Linked DNA regions of Homo sapiens: region 2 is linked to region 1. The links are chromatin contacts, found by Hi-C or POLR2A ChIA-PET in ENCODE. All regions are on one chromosome and are shown on one strand. Each heading gives the region's core, a stretch centred on a gene start or an enhancer-like site at or near the end of the contact. The rest is flanking DNA. Distances are from core to core; before and after follow the strand shown. Region 1 overlaps BCL2 (BCL2 apoptosis regulator). Region 2 has its middle 270 kb from the start of BCL2.

Region 1 (4,658 bases), core at 858-3,357:
TTAAGCTCTTTTTGCAGAGTCCGTAATTTTTAATTTTAGGATCTTATTTTCTAACATCTTTAGTCAAGGTAAGTTCTTAAAGAAAAAATTCAAATGAAGCTCAATACCTGTATATTATCAGCTAGGGGCCTGGAAGTAGAGTTCTGGAGTTAGCAGAAGTGATTTCTTGAAATCGTCAGGGCAGAGCGGCCAGCCAAATCCTGAGACTCATCAAGGCAGGATTTCCTACCCAACAGCAAGAACATCGGACCTTGTACTAAGCCATGAGGTCCCCACCTGGAATGGTCCATTCAGAATTCTCTACACAGACCTGGCCACTCCAAAAAGCCAGTGGTGAGTCCAGAGGAGGGCAGCTGAAATGGGACAAACTAGGCTTCTAGAAGACAATGATGACTCTGGGAAGGGCAGGCCTGAATGTGGATTTTGGGACATTCATGAAGTCTTCATAGTACAGAAAGGATTAAGCTATAACCCTATTGTGAAGCCTTTAGGCTCATGACTCTTGAATCTCTTTTGAACCTCAAACCCTAGTTTGCGACCAAACAGATCTGCATATCCATCAGGTACATCAAACCCAACACAGCACAAAGGGAACTGATTACACCTTCCCAAAATCTGCCTCTAAGGGTCTAATCAGCCCCCTTGACAGCCCTCAGCCTATATCCTAGCAGAAAAACCGGGGTGATCCTCAACTCCTCCCTCTTCTTTTCCTATGGACACACCATCACTGTCATCTCCACCTTACAGAAGTCTCTTAGGATGTCTCCTCTTTCTGGTCTTACAGAAGCCACTTCTGTTCACCCCACTGCATGGCTTACCTAGACAGTGGCAAGAAGCTCCCAACCGATCTTCCCTCATCTTGCCCCATTCAGCTTCCCTCTGGAGTATTCCCAGGGTGTCTGCTAGACCCACAAAGCAGTTGCGTCCCTCTCTCTTATCCAAATGCCCTGAGTGGCTCCTGTTATCCACAGGGCGAGCTGGCCCTGACCCACGCTTCCAGACTCCCCTCTCCCCACACCCACTGCTTGCCTTGAACTCCATGTGATTACTGGCAGCATCAGCTGCAGCCTCGTTCCTCTACAGATCCTGGCTCACATGCATCCTCAGGCTGGGATGCCACTCTGCCTTTTGCACACCTCTCCACACTCAGCTCAAATACCACCTCCTCTGTGAAGCCTTTCTTGACCAAGCCCCCACCTCCCCATCATGCCCTTTTCTTATTCTGCCCCCTCAAGGCTCACCAGTGAACTCACTGCCACCTGTCTCTCTCCTCCTTGGGGGCACTGGCTACATTTTCTTCATCTTGGTTTTCCCAGGTTCTGATAGTGCCTGGCACCTTGTAAAAGCTGTGTGCATGTTTGCAGAATGAATGAGTAAACACATGGAAATTAAAACTATTTAAACAGGTCCATAAAGATTGTGTTATGCTCAAGGAAGATGGATTCATTACACATCTCAAAAGAACCTCAGGACCTTCTGGGACTGGAATGGCAACACCGTGTGGGGTAAGGAGCCTAGAACGTTCAGTTATGTTCTCAAGTCGTCACAGCTTCACCTTACCCAAGATATCTAACATCTCTGAGCCTCAACTTATTCATCTATAAGAATAAGAGGACGCTACAACATCAACCACAAAGGCTGGGGTGAGAACGACACGGGCTCATGATGCCAAACGTCTGGTGGAGGTCGGCACAGGGCGGGCAGAGGTGGCAAATGGCAGTGTCCTTTGTCCCCAATCAACAGAACTGAGCTGAACATGAGACTCTGAGAAAGGCTCGGGACAGCAGGGCCACAGCACGTCTCCTGGCCTCCAGGGACAGTCAACTTGAGGAGGCGACAAATCTCATTTGCAAAGGTGAGAAACTGTACAGCAAGTCAACAGTATCGGATGAGTCACGAGACAGGACGTGATTGATGTCGGGTGGGCGTGGAATGTGCTGTGCATTGCGTGGGGAGGGCCCTTAGTGGGGGTGAGCTTGGTGGGAAAAGGAGGGTCTCGGAGGGTCCAGCTGCTGGGGTGGAGGCCACAGGGGCCCAGGAGTGCAGGGTGGGCGCGGTAAAGAGACTGCCGTTGTTGCCTTTAGGCTGTTCTGCTGCTCTCTGCTTCCCCCTGTTGGCTTGGGAGGGAAGAGTAGGGCTGTTGGCTGAGACGGACGTTAGAGCGAGCAGGTGAGAAGAGGCTGGGAGGAACCGGCAATGCAGCGACCAGGAGCAGGTGGTGGAGCGGGGAAGAGAGAGGGAGGGCTGCTTGGCCAGATGCCAGGCACTCTGCCAATTGCAGGCCCTGCAGATCTTGCCCCGAGCTCAGGGTCACCTTGAACCCTCTCCTTTCTTTCTCCAGAGTGCTTGTCGCACCCTCTCCCTTCCTGGGGCCCTCACTCATGTTCTCCTTGGAGGTTAGAGGCCCATCCTCCCTCTCCCAGGACCCTTCCCCGCCTCCCCAGCCAGTGTGGGCCATTGGTGTGACCAAGGTGAGGGGCACTTGGTGTTCTTGGGACTCTTGTTCTTTTTCTTGCTTGAGGGCATTTCTCAAGTAAGACCAGAGATCATTTTAGCCCTGAGTGTCCCAGTTAATATTCATGAGGCTTGCTGAGAAGCCAAAAAAAAAAAAAAAAAAAGGCTTGGACGGCATCAGACGGGCTGGCAGGGGAGGGGGGTGTTCAAAGAGGAGAAGAAAGCAAGAGCCAACATAGAGTCTTGCCCAGCAATAGCATGGAAGGGAGTGGCAGCCCATTGTCCCTCAGGAAAATAAACTGCAAATAACTTTTCCCGTTTGTGTCAATCTAGTGCTTTCAACTTACAAACTATTAGTAGGCTTTAGAACTTAGATCAATTGACATTCTGGGTCAGGTAATTCTTTGTTGTGGGGAGGACGGGCTGCCCTGTGCACTGGAGGATGTTTAGCAGCTTCTCTGGCCTCTGCCCACGACATGCCAGCGGAAACCCTTGTCTAGTGTGAAAACCCGAAATGTCTCCAGGCCGTGCCAAATGTCCCCTGGAAGGCAAAGTCATCCCCATGGAGAACCACTGCCTTAGATTATTGTTAGGTGCTACCCAAATGCCCAACACCTGTACTGGCCCCTCCAGTCTCACCCTCATCTGAGCACTGCAAGAACGTCCCACCCTGGCGTCCACCTCCCCCGTCCACCTGATGTTTACGTAAACAGAAACAGAAGCTTCTTTCAGAAGCCAAGGAATCTCCTCCCAAGTCCAGACGTTGTGGGTTGGGGGTGGGGGTGCAGGAATGCCTCTAACTCTGCTCAGTAACTGCAACCCCATGGACTTCATAATGGCCAAGGGGACTCCACACCCAAAGCCCTCATTCCCCAATTTCCTGGGCAGCCAGGGATCCAGGTAGAAACGCTTGCCCAGGAGGCGTCTCTCTGGTGGAGGAGTAAACCTTGGAGAATTTGCCCTCCGTTTTCTTCCCTCGCTTTCTTCTCCATTTTCTCTCCCAGGAGCTAGCTGGTGAGTAGCTACCGCAGCTACTCATGTGAACATGAATCTGGGGCCACCCTTTTTCAAATTTCAACAGCAAGTCCTGGAACTAAACAAGAAAGCCTTTGCACAAATAAACAATTAAGTTAATTGTGGGTCTGACAAATATTTTGTTTTCCCGAGGAATTAAGTATGCATCTGGGGTTAGGCTTCTGGGCTGAGCCTCTTGTGTAAAAAACCAGAAGGCAAGAAACTGAAGGAATATGGTCAAAGTCCCTTATTTTAAAATCAAGGACACTGAGTCCCGGAGAGGTGAACTGCCTGTCAGCACGGAAAACAGGACCAGACATAATCATGGTACCTTGTTCCAAGTGAAGTTACCTAATGCTCCCTTCCCATCCAAACAAGGATTTGGGATATGCCGCCCAGGAGGGTGGTCCCAAAGGGGATCCTCAGAGGATGCATCACTAAGTATTTCTGTACCCCAGGAGGTGGCTTATTTCATGGAAACCCTTCACCTGGGGCTGTTCATAGAACCATGCACGCGGCAGTTGAAAAGGGGCACCTACGCCTTGCTCTGTGACATTGTTTTCAGTGAAAATTAGCGTTCGCTGTTTTCAGCGTTAACCTTAAACTCCAGCTGGCTTTATCTCCTCTCACTTATTATAATTGTAACGCAGTGCACTGTGTAAAGGTCACACCTGTGTTTATACGCCATATGCCATCAAAATACCATGAAGAGAACACTATGTGGTCTCTATCAGAAGATCAAAAGAGAAGGGGTGAGAAGCAGACCTTCCTCCTAATTCAGGGCCCTTCAGTCCTTCCCAAACACTGAAATAGGCCCATGTGCACCACTGCTCCCGCAGGAGTTTATGTCTAGGCCAAGTACGTGCTGTTTATTGACAGAGAAACAAATACCGCTCAGCACCTGTCCGGTTTCAGAGTGATGAGGGAGTTTCCAATCTGGATCTGAGAAAACTTTTACACTGTACCCAAACATTCTTTTTCTTTTCTTTTCTTCTTTTTTTTTTCTGAAGCCAAAATTAGAACAAAAACAAACATATACAGAGTTCGGCGTAGCAGGAAAAAGAAACTCAGCTCAAGACATTTCATAAGAAAAGCTCCAAGTCCATCTATACTCACCTGGCCTGGAACCCTGGGATTCATTTGATTGAGGAGGGTCACAAGCTGTACCCCAGAGGCTCGGGAGGCACCAC
Region 2 (4,658 bases), core at 856-3,355, 100 kb before region 1:
ACATATAATTATTATATATAAAAGTAAACTGCTGTTGAAAATGTCTCTCTAGATATGGATTTATCTATAGGTGAATATTACTTATTGCTGGAGTAAGACAAGGTTCAGCTTCAATTCTATTCCTAGTTTTCATTTTTACACATGTAAGCTCTAAAAAAATTTTGTTCTATAAATAAATGGCAGGCACTTTGTTACAACAGTGACATCCAACTCTTTGAACTCTTTCCAAGGGATATTCCAAAAATCACCTAATAATCCCTCATCAAAAATTAAAAAAAATCCATCATCGGCCGGGCGCCGTGGCTCACGCCTGTAATCCCAGTACTTTGGGAGGCTGACGCAGGCAGATCACGAGGTCAGGAGATCGAGACCATCATGGCTAACATGGTGAAACCCCATCTCTACTAAAAATACAAAAAATTAGCCAGGTGTGGTGGTGGGTGCCTGTAGTCCCAGCTACTCGGGAGGCTGGGGCAGGAGAATGGCGTGAACCCAAGAGGCGGAGCTTGCAGTGAGCTGAGATCGCGCCACTGCACTCCAAGCTGGGTAACAGGGCGAGACTCCGTCTCAAAAAAAAAAAAAAGAAAAAAATCCATCATCAAAAATTGTTTTTAGTATTCTATCAGGTGACAACTCAATTAGCTTCTCCTTTAATTATAATAAAAGCCAATACACTCTCCCTAAAAAAGGAAACCATCTGATTTACAAAAGATTCAAAAGATTTGTTATTCAATCATTGGAGTCATTTAATTTTCCAACTTTGGGAAAAATAACCAAAAATGATGATTAATTATATCTATTTATTCTTACATTTAGGCATTTTGTTTCACCCACTGTTACCAGAAAGTGTTAGGGAAATCTAAATACTGTTAATTTCAATATGCCTTTGCCAATAGACTATTTTTGATAAAATGCTTTTACCTTATCAAGGGCTTTACATCTATTTTATTTGAGACATTGGAGCTGCTAATTTAGTTCATTTAATTTATGGAAAATGTCTGTCATCCTATGAACAAATTGATAAAGTCAATCCTCATTGTCTAACCAATCAGTGAAATTACTGAGGCTTTCTGTTAGAAACAATCCGCCCTCATTCCTCAATTCAAGTGAATGTGTTAAGATGTGTCTCTGAGACAGTATCTCACTTCAAAGAGTGCTGTGGGATAAAGCTTACAGACTTGCCACCCACTGCATGTGAGTTTCTCTCCTTGCTTGCTTTCTCTCTGGTGGCAAGTTCTCTGTCAATACTTAGGAGATAGAAGAGGAGAAACAACAGTTTAAAACAGTCTGAGCATCTAAGTTGGATTAAAAAACTCCATCTCTGAAGCTATGTTTTCCTTTAACAGAAATATGTGTGACTGCAAGTTTATGATGTTTTGATTAAACACCAATATGTCAAATTGCCCTTGGCTTGATGCTCTAGTCTTTATGTTCTGGGGCACCCACAAGAGGTGCACTTTTCTTTTGTAAGGAGGGAGAAGAGCAGTTGTGAATGGGAGGTTGGCAAAGGAGACCTGGTCCGTTCTCAGCAGGTCAGTATCTGTCAAAATTCTCAAGGAAGTTGCAGATCTGGAAATCTGTTTGCATTAACCCAACTCTAGAGTGCCTACGCCTGTGGAGGCCCACAGACTTTTGAGGAGAGGTACAAAGAGTTGGATTAACAAAAATATACTCCCAGATCCCCAACTTCCCTGGGAGTCTTGCCTGATACTGATGTTCCTCTTGCCTGAAAGAGTTCCTACCACCACCCAGAAGGTTAGCAAAGCAACCCTCCTTTCTATTCTATAGGGTTTATGAATGAGGACCAGAGGCTTCCAGACCCTTCCCTTCACCCCTACCCCAGACCTGCACCCTCTCCAACCACATGCTCAATGTTGGGAAGAGTCAGGTGCATGGTGCCTTTAAATATGAAACTTAGAATGCAAGTTAGGACCAACATGATTAAAATATTCTTTTTTTCTTTTTGAGACAGGGTCTTGCTCTGTTGCCCAGGCTGGAGTGCAGTGGTGCAATCATAGCTCACTGCAGCCTCGACCTCCTGGGCTCAAGCTATCCTCCCCACCTCAGCTTCCTGAGTAGCTGGGACCACAGGCATGCGCCGCCACCCTGGCTAATTTTTTTTTTTTTTTTTTGTAGAGATGAGGTCTTGTCATATTGCCCCTGCTGGTCTTGAACTCCTAGGCTCAAGCAATCCTCCCACTTCAACGTCTTAAAGTGCTGGGATTACTGGTGTGAGCCACTGCACCCAGCCTAAAATATGGTTCTGATTCTAGTAGACAATGAGTTTTCTGGAATAGTAGTGCAAATTTTAATCCAACCTAAAAAAATTCAAAATAATTATTAGTCAATATTCTAATTCACATTGTGGAGGAAAAACTTTTTGCTAGATTCACACGTCAGTAGTTTTATAAGCAGGCGTGAAAACACAGTAGTCAAGAAAAGGAAACCTCAATCAAGTAACAGCAGGAAGCCTTCACTCACTCCACCTCCAGTAGCCTTTAAAAACAGAAACAAGGGGCCGAGCGTGGTGGCTCATGCCTGTAATCCCAGCACTTTGGGAGACTGAGGCAGGTGGATAACTTGAGGTCGGGAGTTCAAGACCAGCCTGGTCAACATGATGAAACCCCATCTCTACTAAAACACAAAAATTAGCTGGGCATGGTGGTATGCACCTGTAATCCCAGCTACTTGGGAGGCTGAAGCAGGTGAATTGTTTGAACCCAGGAAGCAGAGGTTGCAGTGAGCCAAGATTGTGCCAATGCACTCCAGCCTGGGCTGCAGAGCAAAACTCCATCTGCAAAAATAAAAATTAAAAAAAAAAAAGAAAACAGAAACAAGCAACATATGACACACAAAATACACCTCTCCTCGAGCAAAGGCTAGAGCATTTTTCCAAGATGGGTTTTTCTTGAAGTTTGTTTCAGAGGGAGTAGAAAGGCCAGGAATCACCGCAGATGCACTTGAGCCCCACTGGGAAGGGAGACGGCCTTATCTCGAGCACTGGCTTGGAGGATGGGGGCTGGGAATATGTAGGAGGGAAAAGAAAAGAATGAGCTTGTCAAGTTTTGGTTGTCTCAGTGCTTCTGAAATAGGTGGAAATTATAGCTCAAGTCCCTTCACCATGGGAACATCTGGAATATAAGTACTTCTGTGCACATTAAGAGGACTATTTATAGTTTTCTACGAATGTTAGGGAAGGCAATTATGTAAAATACTACTATATTATTAGGTATCTGAAAAATACCAGGCTTGCAATAACTGTTTGCAAAGATCTAAAAGCGATTCAGACTTTCACAGATCTGTCTTCTCCAAGTCGGTAAGTACTGGTTTATTTTCCTGATGCAGCAACACCACTCAATTTGAGCTCAAGTCTCTGCTGACACCAACAAAGTGATGTCATCAGGCGTGTTCATCCTGCTGGAGTCCTGTTGGTGCTGGTTATACCACTTGAACTGAGGAAATGTAAGCCCACTTCTGGGATTATCTGGAAAATCCTCCAGCACAGAACTGTGGCTGTTTCATGACCAAGTGGAAGAGGCTACAGATTCCCACAAAGAACTACAGGCATGAGGAGCTTGCTCTTTAGACACTGAGGTGTCTTGATTATGAAGACCTTCTGAGGGTGGCTGGCAACTTTCTGACTTTTAAATATCTGTACCTCCTCAACACTGGCAGCTTTTCAATTATATGAGGTTGTCATGTTAGGTTTCAAAGCATATTTCTGTGGTTGTTACAGCCCATGAGCCTGGGGCAGCGATGGTCAAGACTCTGGTCGACACTTGGGAAAAGCCATTGAGATTTGGCCCTTTGATCGCTTTACTGGTTTTGGACAAGTTTTGTTTTAGTGTCTTCCAAGAATTGATGGGAGGTGGGAGGAAAGGCAGGTGAATGCTTTGATGCCTAGGCTTCAGGTGTCTCCATAGCACTTAACACCGGACGGCTGTGTGTGTGCACTCAGCACTTGGAGACGTAGGGTTTTGGGGGCTGACAGGTGCTTTCCTGTCTCTATCTCATCTGGAAACTTTTCAGGGACATGATTAATAAGCCTAGGATTATTTCATGCTAGCTTATTGTAGGGAGATCTGTATAATATTGTAGTGAGGGTTTTTTTTTAAGTAACTAACAATGTAATTATAAATTACATTTTGCTCTAAGTTACAGTTATATGTATATATGTGTTTGTCTAGACAGATAGATAGATAGATAGATAGATAGATAGATAGATAGATAGATAGATAGATGATAGATAGATGGCTCTTTTGCTTTTGCGTGGCTCTGAAGGTTTTATTTTTCAGGCACTTTGGGAAGTGACCTAGTATGATGGAAAGAGCATGGAATGGAGATCCAGGAATCCTGGGTTTCAGTCTATGCTTTGAACTCATTCGCTAGGAGAATTTTCGTAAATTTCCTGGCTTCTCTAGGCCTTGACTGCATCTGTAAAATAAGTGACTTTGATGCTTGGGGATTCCTGGGATCACTCCTACGCCTAAGTTGTTTGTTGGTGAGATAAACCATACTGTTGGTTCATTCAAGCAACACCCCTGGCCAGGGAAGGGCTTCAACCCACAATATGGAGAAGGAAATTAGACAGCCAGGAAGCATGGGAATAGAGATAGACATAAGTACATACGTCATGGTTTTGTTGAAATAAATAGGAA

What was found. A loop is a pair of places that touch in the nucleus more often than their neighbours do. ChIA-PET counts read pairs that join two places held with the same protein, here RNA polymerase II (POLR2A). Pooled maps may share reads with other maps.
Region 2: a pooled map shows a loop between it and region 1 (1.9-fold over the local background). The contact joins two enhancer-like sites. A Hi-C loop is called at or near these places in 1 of 168 maps with a recorded cell type or tissue (natural killer cell), 5 of 37 single-sample maps with no recorded cell type and 7 of 50 pooled maps. POLR2A ChIA-PET finds 5 or more read pairs at or near these places in 2 of 52 experiments (GM12878 and activated naive CD4-positive, alpha-beta T cell).

Annotation. Positions count from the first base shown.
Region 1 is chr18:63,153,489-63,158,146 of GRCh38, forward strand. The region is part of intron 2 of BCL2 (BCL2 apoptosis regulator); the gene reads right to left. Among named protein-coding and RNA genes, the nearest start is that of BCL2, 160 kb to the right of the region's middle. RefSeq lists enhancers at 1,597-1,746, 4,438-4,487. Within about 2 kb of position 2,108, at least 22 of the 41 ENCODE cell types and tissues checked have a DNase peak (open chromatin) inside an H3K27ac peak, as active enhancers do; they include natural killer cell, where a contact is called at or near this core.
Region 2 is chr18:63,048,731-63,053,388 of GRCh38, forward strand. No RefSeq gene overlaps it. Among named protein-coding and RNA genes, the nearest start is that of BCL2, 270 kb to the right of the region's middle. Within about 2 kb of position 2,106, at least 2 of the 41 ENCODE cell types and tissues checked have a DNase peak (open chromatin) inside an H3K27ac peak, as active enhancers do; they include natural killer cell, where a contact is called at or near this core.